Linked DNA regions of Homo sapiens: region 2 is linked to region 1. Evidence: read pairs that join two places in POLR2A ChIA-PET (ENCODE). Cell type or tissue: OCI-LY7. All regions are shown on one strand.

What was found. ChIA-PET counts read pairs that join two places held together with the same protein. Peaks named below come from ENCODE experiments on the same cell type or tissue, not always from the same donor. Only the 100,000 strongest peaks of a DNase experiment are listed, where the experiment ranks them.
Region 2: POLR2A ChIA-PET joins it to region 1 with 14 read pairs; 1 of 35 experiments calls an interaction of 5 or more read pairs at or near these places.

What each region holds. Positions count from the first base shown.
Region 1 is chr12:95,340,767-95,345,766 of GRCh38, reverse strand. LOC105369917 (a long non-coding RNA gene) reads left to right here. Exons shown (of 11, transcript XR_001749265.1): 9 at 2,875-2,991. Among named protein-coding and RNA genes, the nearest start is that of MIR3685, 33 kb to the right of the region's middle. In OCI-LY7, CTCF peaks have their summits at 2,181 and 2,387; DNase peaks (open chromatin) are centred at 1,716, 2,076, 2,434 and 2,636; H3K4me3 peaks cover 1,744 bases; H3K27ac peaks cover 5,000 bases.
Region 2 is chr12:95,569,263-95,574,262 of GRCh38, reverse strand. No RefSeq gene overlaps it. Among named protein-coding and RNA genes, the nearest start is that of USP44, 20 kb to the right of the region's middle. RefSeq lists an enhancer at 9-138. In OCI-LY7, no CTCF peak of the experiment used is centred here; DNase peaks (open chromatin) are centred at 758 and 2,742; H3K4me3 peaks cover 1,445 bases; H3K27ac peaks cover 3,250 bases.

The DNA.
Region 1 (5,000 bases):
TCTCTCTCCTACTCCTTCTCATTGAGTAACCTACCCACCTGCCCACCCCCAGGAAACCACTATTCTGCCTTCTATCAGCATGAATTACTTTCATCTGTTCTAGATCTTCATGGACTCACACAGTATGCACTTGTTGATACACAGTTCATTTTAATGCTTCTTCTACCAGAGAATGGGAATAGTAAATACCAGTCATGAGCCAATATTCCCCCATTCTGTGTCTATAGCAGACATCACTAATCCATCATTCTTTTTTTGTTTGTTTGTTTGAGACAGAGTCTTGTTCTGTTGCCCAGGCTGGAGTGCAGTTGTGTGATCTCAGCTCACTGCAGCCTCCACCTTCTGGGTTCAAGTGATTCTCATGCCTCAGCCTCCGGAGTAGCTGGCAAGCACCAACCACGTTTGGCTAATTTTTTTTTTTTTTTTTTTTGTATTTTTAGTAGAGATGGGGTTTCACGGTGCTAGCCAGGCTGGTCTCAAACTTCTGACCTCAAGTCATCTGCGCCCACCTTGGCCTCCCAAAGTGCTGGGATTACAGGCGTGAGCCACCATGCTCAGCCCATCATTCTTTTCAACTGAGCCTAGACTGGGCCCTAAACTCTTTTTTGCTGATTGCACACCAAATAGCCACCACAGACTGATCTCAGAGGCCACTTATGAAACTGAGTTTGGAATCTATCACCACGACTTTCATTTCCTGACTGTCCCTTCTTTCCAATCCCACTGCTTCTGCCTACTTCAGGCCTTCATCACTCCCGAACTGATTTTCTCCAATGCTCTAACTAGTTCTTGCTTTTAGTCTTGAGACCTCTAATATTTCCTACCCATTTCAGGGTGTTTTTTTTTTTTTTTTTTTTTTTTTTGAGATGGGGGTCTCGCTCTGTCGCCCAGACTGGAGTGCAGTGGCGCGATCTCAGCTCACTGCAAGCTCCGCCTCCCAGGTTCACGCCATTCTCCTGTCTCAGCCTCCCGAGTAGCTGGGACTACAGGCACCCACCACCACACCCGGCTAATTTTTTGTATTTTTAGTAGAGACGGGGTTTCACCATGTTAGCCAGGATGATCTCGATCTCCTGACCTTGTGACCTGCCCACCTCGGCCTCCCAAAGTGCTGGGATTACAGGCGTGAGCGGCGCCTGGCCTTTTTTGTTTGTTTGTTTTGAGACGGAGTCTCACACTGTCACTCGGGCTGGAGTGCAGTGGTGCAATCTCAGCTCACTGCAACCTCTGCCTCCCAGATTCAAGTGATTCTCCTACCTCAGCCTCCCAAGTAGCTGGGATTACAGGCACCTGCCATCACAGCCCGTTAATTTTTTGTATTTTTAGTAGAGACAGGATTTCACTATGTTGGCCAAGCTGGTCTCGAATGCCTGACCTTGTGATCCACCCGCCTCGGCCTCCCAAAGTGCTGGGATTACAGGCGTGAGCCACCGTGCCCAGCCAGGTGTTCTTTTTAATATCCGAACATGTCTGCATCATTCTTCTGCTTATAAGTCTCTAAGGACTTCCCTTTAGGCCAAGTCCAAGTTCCTTAGTCTGACATGGAGGGCCCACTCCCACTGGGGCTCTCTCAGCCCTGCCTGTAGATGGCAAATATTTCTTTCAGATCTTTAAAATGTCAGAGTCTCAGTTAATCTTTCCTCAATCGGACAAGAGAAGGCCTCAGAGAAAGCCCTCTTCTGCCTGCATCAGTGCAGATTCTCTGCAGATGCAAATCTCCCCCACAAAAGACAGTTCTGCAGGGTGACTTCTATTCATTGGCTCTCTGAACAGCCACCTCAAAATATGCCAAAGAAGTATATTTCGGGGTGAAATATTTTTATTTCCTTCAGTCCTCACTTTGAAACTTGAAAAAGTTTCACATCTGAAAAGCTAAATTGATAGCTTTGCAGAGATTTGGGTGATAGGCTGCAGAGATAAAGATAGGCAAAGGAGTGGAAAAAAACAAATTGGGATAAGCAAAAACGGGCAAATTTAAATATATCATTCCGTGTCTTCTTGAATCAGTCTCTTAGTCCTAAGAATAAATCAGTTCAGTTAAACAGCTGTGTCCCATTCAGGAGGTGGCATTGCAGATGGGCTAGGCCTTTAGAGATGACGCAGGCAAACAGACAGATCTTTAATAAGAGGCACAAAATGTAAATTTTGACCAAGGACATATTATTTTGTACAACGGGGCTGATAGCAACCTTGCAAGGAGGTCACATGTCATTCTGTAACTGAAAGCTAAAGAAGGAGAATCACAACAGCATTGGCTGAGTCCCCTAAATTTCCAGAAAGTTGATTATTTTTTAGGTCAGCAAGAGGAAGGGAATAATCCCGTGACCAGAGAACCTAAAGAGAATACAAATAAGAATGAAGAAGGTTATAAAACACAGAAAACTTAGCAAAGACCTCTAGTGTCCTCCAAAAGAGTTGCGTGGCTGGATGAGGGCCTTAGCTATCTCTTAATTCTCTTTCATTCCACCTAACCAGGGAACCACAAGTCCTGCATGATAGTGAAATGATTGAGCTGTACCTGGAAGGTGAACAGCAGTAGATACTCTGGTGGAAGCATCAGGGTGTAGACAGAGCTCTTACAAGGGTGGCCTGAGCCACAGAGAGTGTGTCGTGGGTTCTGGGAGTATAGGGAGGACAGCCTTACCTTCCCAGCCTGCTTTGAAGTTGGCTTCCTCTGCCCCTAGGCTGGAAGCTTCTTGATGGTAAGACTGTGTCATGTTCACCATTGTAGCCCCAGTCCCTATCCCTGGGCCCAGCTCATGGTAAACATTGAAAACATATTTGCTGAATGAATCAATGAACCAATGAATGAGTGAATGGTCTCTCAGTCTGATGGCCATGGTCACTGCTAATTCTTTCTTGGTCTCATTGCAGGTGTTTCTAGGACTATGGGCTTGTAACCTGCTGAGCTAGGTTTCACCTGCAGATACAAAGAAGCTGGTTCACCTGCAGATACAGAGAAACTGGGTGGATGGGAGGGTAGAATCACAGGTAAGAGGGGTCAGACTTCTCATTGGGACAACAAGGTGCATCAAATCCCACGATATCTTTGGATGTAGAGAGGGTCTTATTTATGTACCCCATGTACCCCCTTCTTTTTTTTTTTTTTTTTTTTTTTTGAGATGGAGTCTTGCTCTGTCACCCAGGCTGGAATGCAGTGGCACGATCTCCGCTCACTGCAACCTCTGCCTCCCGGTTCAAGCAGTTCTCCTGCCTCAGCCTCCCGAGTAGCTGGGATTACAGGCGCCCACCATCACGCCCAGCTAATTTTTGTATTTCTAGTAGAGACAGGTTTTCACCATGTTGTCCAGGCTGGTCTTGAACTTCTGGCCTCAAATGATCCGCCTGCCTCAGCCTCCCAAAGTGCTGGGATTAAGGCGTGAGCCACCACACCCAGCATCATTAAAGGACCTTAAACAGACAAGTGACATGCAGAGGTTTTTTTTGTATTTTAGAAAGTTTATTTTGTTTATTTTGGAAGAATGGTATGGAAAGGGTCCAAGTGACAGAGAGACCTGTTAAGCTTTTAACTAGGAGGGAAATGATTAGGCAGTAACAGTGGGTGGGAATGGAAAAGGATGCTGGGTATGAGTAACAGTTAGAAATGAGACTCTATAAGATCTGATATGTCAGTGAAGGAAGAATTTAAGGTATCTCCAGCTTCTCACCTGGGCACTTAGAACAGTAGCACTATTTTTTGAGATAGAGAATTCAGGAGGAGGAGGAGAAGAAATGTCTTGTTATCTATTACTGCACAACAAGCCACCCCAGGCTGGGTATGGTGGCCCAGGCCTATAATGCCAGCACTTTGGGAGGCCAAGGTGGGAGGATTGCTTGAGCCCAGGAGCTCAAGATTAGCTTGGGCAACATAGCGAGACCCTGTCTCTATAAAAAAAAGCAAAAAACAAAAAACAAACAAACAAACAAACAAACTTGGAAGCTTAAAAACAACAACCTATATTTATTTATGACCCTGCAGGGATGGCCTGACTCTTTCATGTAGCACTGGCTGGGACAGTTTGAGTACAGCTGAAAAATATCCTCCTTCACAGGGCTGGCAGGCAGTGCCACTGCCATTGGGAGCTGAGTTATGACTGTTAGCCAGTGGGCCCCATTCTCCTTATGAAGGCCTCTCCACATAGCTGCTCGGGTTTCCCCACAACGTGGCATCTGTTTGAAGAAGGAAGACTCCAAGAGGTGAAGATGGAAACTATACATCTCTTAATGCCTGGCCTCAAAAGTTACACAGTCTGCCATTTTTCAAAGCCTGTCACAGGCCAGCCCAGATTCAATGGGAACAGAAATAGCCTTCCATCTCTTGATGGGTAGAGTGGCAAAGAATACACAGCCATTTTCAATCCACCATAAGAACATTTGAAGAAAAAGATGAAAATTTCAGGTGGGACATGTTGAGTTTGAGGTACCTGAGTGACATCAATGTAGAGACATCAAGAAGTAGGCAAGTCAGCGCACAGGTCTGGTGATCAGAGGAGAGCACTAGCTTTGATAGACATTTGGTCACTTGGTAGACATAAATAGTAGTTAGAATTATGCGTTATCCAAAGAGTGTGTGAAGAGAGTGAATGGCAGGAGACAAGATGCAAGCTTTTAGTACAATAGATATTTAGAGGTCAAGTAGAGAAAAAGTCTTCATGAAATGAAGACTAGGAAGCAAGACCTAGAGAAACAGAAAGAAGACAGAAGAGAAAGTGGCCATAGAAGCCCAGCAGAGAGTTGGAGGAGACACTGTTCAATAATTTCAAATGTCATAAAGAGGTCAAGTAGGCCAGGTGCAGTGGCTCACGCCTTAATCTCAGCACTTTGGGAGGCGAAGGCAGGTGGATCACTTGAGCCCAGGAGTTCCAGACCAGCCTAGGCAACATGGCGAAATCCTGTCTCTACAAAAAATACAAAATTTAGCCATGTGTGGTGATGTGTGCCTATGGCACTAGCTACTAGGGAGGCTGAGATGGGAGAATCACCCGAGCCCCAGTAGGGCA
Region 2 (5,000 bases), 230 kb before region 1:
AAACAAAAGGAAGATAAATGAGAATGGCTCACCAGGACCTGAAACCCCAAGCACTTGGGACAAATGGGGATCATTGACATAGAAAAAGGGGTGAGACCCCCCAGGGTGATGCAGATTTGTTTGAGGCTGGGTGACCAGCCCCAGAGATAGGAGTCCTCACTGGCCAGCCCTCCCCTCCCCGGCAGCCCAGCGCGAGCTCACAATTTCTCTTCCTTCCGATGGCAGTCGTCGGCTCCTAGGGAATTAAACTGATCAAAATGGAAAGCTTGGGGTGAGCAGAGCCTGCCACCACCCCGGAGCCTGATAGTTCAGAACAGTCTAAACTGAGTAGACAGGCAACGCTGAAGGGAAAGAGAATTCGGGGAACTGCGATGTATTTCTGTTCCTTTAGAAATGGAAGGTTTGGGCTTTAATGTGATCTCAAGCCATTTGGGGGAAGTTTGGAGTTTAGAATGATTTGAAGAATAAAGGCCTTGTTTTTGACTGACTGTTATTTCAGATCTTACCCATCTATCAATTAAATCTGACTTATTAACAGTATCTGGCAAAAATTCTGTCCGTTTGAGGATGGTGTGTGGTATTCTTGTACCTAACTATTCTCCTTAACCTTTTGGGAAAATGACCATATCCGTTTGTCTTAGCACTGGGCCCCCTCAGGACTTGCAAGGCTTTTTTTTTTTTTTTTTTTTTTTTTTTTTTTTTTTTTTTTTTTTTGAGCCAGAGTCTCGTCTCACTCTGTCACCCAGGCTTGAGTGCAATGAAGCAATCTTGGCTCACTGCAACTTCCGGGTTCAAGCGATTGTCCTGCTTCAGCCTCCTGAGTAGCTGGGATTACAGGCGCACACCACCATGCCAGGCTAATTTTTGTATTTTTAGTAGAGACGAGGTTTCACCATGTTGGCCAGGCTGGTCTTGAACTCCTGACCTCATGATCCCCCCGCCCTGGCCTCCCAAAGTGCTGGGATTACAGGTGTGAGCTTCTGCGCCCGGCCAAGGACTTGCAGGGCTTAAGGAGAGAATTGTGTTTTCTATTATGTCTTAAAAGCCAGCAAACTGTAAATCCTAGAGAGGAATCATTTTCAGGAAACTAGAGATGTAGTCCAGCCTTGGAGTAGCTTGCCATCCATACAGTCTTAAAGGTACTATCAATTTCTTTTTAAATCAAAGCATCAAACAGGCACCACTGTTTGTAAGGACTTGGGGAAAAATGAGCCCAATTGATACTTCTTTTCAAGCAAGTAACATCTAGCAAACTACACAAGCAAATAGGAACAAAATCAAGACAACATAAAACTGATTCCAGCTCCAAAACTAGTTCTGTGGCCTTCTGAAGTTTCTTACCTTTACCACAAATATTCCATGTGATCAGACACGCAGCATATTACAGTGAAAAGAGCAAGGACTTAAAGCCAAGGCATTCATCCCATGGGAATTTTTAGTTCTAATGCCACTGTAGCCACTTTCTAGCTGAGTGATTTTAAAGAGTTATCTAACCACAGATTCCTCATCTGTAAAATGGGGATAATAAAATCTAACTTGTAAGGATTAGGAACATTGTAGATGTCCAACAAATGGGGTGTGTGCATGTGTATATGCATAAATTACCTCAGCCTCCCTCTGAGATGAGAGAGTGAGATAAAACACAATGTACTAGCCCAGGCACAGTGGCTCATATATGTAATCACAGCACTTTGGGAGGTTGAGGCAGGAGGATCGCTTGAGCCCAGGAGCTGCAGACCAGCCTGAGCAACATGGAGAAACTCTGTTCCTACAAAAAATTCAAAAATTAGCTGGGCATGGTGATGGGCCACTGTGGTCCTAGCTACTCAGGAGGCTTTGTCTTTAGATTGCTTAATCTTCATTTGTTTTTATTATAACAAAAATAAGCTTTGTTTAGAAGTCCCTTGGACAGCCAGGTGCAGTGGCTCACACCTGTAATCCCAGCACTTTGGGAGGCTGGGGAGGGAGGATCGCTTGAGGCAGGAGTTCAAGATTAGCCAGGGCAACCTAACAAGACCCCATCTCTACAAAAATTTAAAAACAAAATAGCAGGGCATGGTGGGGCTCCCGTGTAATCCCAGACACTCAGGAGGCTGGGGTGGGAAGATCACTTGAGCCCAGGAGTGTGAGGCTACAGTGAGCTGTGATGGTACCACTGCACTGCAGCCTGGGTGACAGAGCAAAACCCTCTATCTGGAAAAACAAAAAGATTCTTGGTTGGTGATGTTTCCTCAGAAATCAAATCCACTTCTGACCCTAAGCTGCATAAGACATATGCAGGGGAGACAAGGAGAAAGTCGTTTGTTCAATGCAGACTTGGAGGGCAAACATAGGCCCAGAGGGTAAATATCACAATGAAGCAAATTTTGGTTTTCTCTAAAGGAGAAATTTCTAGTAACAGGAGGAGGTTACTAAGTCACCAAATCCTGGAGGAAACAGCTCTGCCTTGGTATCAGGAAGCTAAGTAACCCACTGTGGCTCAGTCATTTCACCCTCAACTTCAACTTTCCCAACTGCAAAATTCAGACTAAAGCTTTTATCTTTACTGTTTTGGGTGCCAGTGCTTACCAGGACACTTCCTGTATCACTGAGTCTACAGAAGAAATTGATATATGACCATCAATACATTTCACATCAAATAAAGATAGAGGAAATGATGATACAGTTCAGATCAGGAAGAGGAAGTAAAACCTTGTTTATAAACCAGTTGATCCCCACCTGCATCCTTATAATGAGTAGTGTAGAGAACACATACATCTCGGTCTCTTTTTTACATTTTTTTTTTAGAGATAGGGTCTCACTCTGCCACCCAGCTGGAGTGCAATGGTGCAATCTTAGCTCACTGCAGCCTTGATCTCCCAGGCTCAAGCGATCCTCCCATCTCAACCTCTCAAGTAGCTGGGACTACAGGCGTGCCACCATGTTCAGCTTTTTTTTTTTTTTTTTTTTTTTTTTTTTTTTTTTTTTTTTTTTTTTTTTTTTTTATGTTTAGTAGAGACGAGGTCTTGCTATGTTGCCCAGGCTGGTCTCAAACTTCTAAACTCAAGCAATCCTCTTGCCTGGGCCTCCAAAGTGCTGAGACTACAAGCATGAGCTACCATGCCCAGTGAGAGCATATACATTTCTCTTTCTCCCTGAGCCCTTTCTCATCTGTTATTCTGCTCATTCTCCAAGGTCATCAGTTAAGAAGTAAATTATGGTAGAAGAGATTCTATAAATTATGATAGAAGAACATCTCAATCAATTTGGACACCTTAACATGTAAGTCAGGCCGGGTGTGGTAGCTCATGCCTGTAATCCCAGCACTTTGGGAGGCCGAGGCGGGCGGATCATGAGGTCAGGGGTTCGAGACCAGCCTGACCAACATGGTGAAACCCCGTCTCTACTAAAAATACAAAAATTAGCTGGGCGTGGTGGTGGGCGCCTGTAATCCCAGCTACTCAGGAGGCTGAGGCAGGAGAATTGCTTGAACCCGGGAGGCAGAGATTGCAGTGAGCCGAGATCGCGCCACTGCACTCCAGCCTGGGCGACAGAGCGAGACTCGTCTCAAAAAACAAAACAAAACAAAACAAAACAAAACAAAAAACCCATTATTTTCACAAGTAGATACATTGGGGGGTGAGAAGTTGTAATAACTATTCCACAAAAAAGTCACTTTCATGCCATCTATAAGGTAAACTATAAAAGAACAATGGCTGGTCATGAGAAGACTTGCTTTCTAATTCCAGATCTGATGCTTGCTGTGTGGCTTCAGACAAGTCACTTAATACTATAATTTCCTCAGCTATATAATGCTAAGTATGAAGAAAGAGGATCTGTATGAAAATCCTTTGCGAGGTAGAAATTGCTCTGCAATGAAAAACATCATTACTAATGCATAATTCTTCTTTTCCTCATTCCATTTATATTGGAATAATGCCATTAATATATCTTTGGGATAACTCATATTTCTCTCTTCCCTCCATTGATTTATTCATGAAATGACTGAAGGCATTTTGGTAGATAAAGAAAAGACAAGTGACAATAACCTGTTACAGGATTAAAGCCAAATGGCTGTGTAAAAAAGGGTACATTAAATGATCAAATCAAAGACTATACATTTGCTATTTGTAAGACAAATACTGCATCTTTATGGGTTTTCAGATCCATCAGTTAAATAACAAAGTAGTGGTATAACATACTCAAGAGGTTTAATATAACATTAAATGAAGGCTGACAACCATGAAAACCATTTATCATTGTATTTAAACCACTAATTTCAGATTAAATTTAAAACACTTAATTCCTAATTGTTAGCACTGACATGCCAACAAAAATCTTAAGGAAATATTTTGTAGCTAGATCACACCATTGTTACACATTTGCTTGAGAAAACAAAGTATGTATGTAATTAAAGTATGTAACTAAATCCTACCTTATCATTATGGTGCCTTCAATAAGATCCACTCTGCCAAAAATTGAACAATTTATAATACATAGTTTAATTGGAAATTTTTATTGTCATCTGTCAAATTCTGAGACTATACTTTTTGATGTAGTGTATGTGGTTAGAGCATTCTCTGAATAAATCCAAGGTTGCATGGCCATTCTTACAGGAGCCACTTAACTTGAAAAGGGAGAAAAAAAAATCAGTGGCATATCACAACTTGCTATCTAGCCACCTTCTCTGATTTTGGTGAAAGTGATTCAAAGGTGACCAGGTAATTGTAAATGGACAGCCTGGGTAGAAAAATTACTTGAAATGACATCTTTCCAAATGTACAGTACTTCCCAAAACTACAGATAAATGGAATAAAACAAAGTCTAGTTAATCTAAATATAAACAACATAGTATGCTGTGATCCAGTTAGAAAAAACTTTTTCTTCTTTTCCGTTGCAAAATCTAACATTTCCCAGAGCAGATCCTGTTCTGGTGTGTGAATTTGAACCCGTTGATTAAATTTTGAGCATGTTTCCTCAACTGTAAAATGGGGATAATAATACCGATCTCCTCAGGGTTG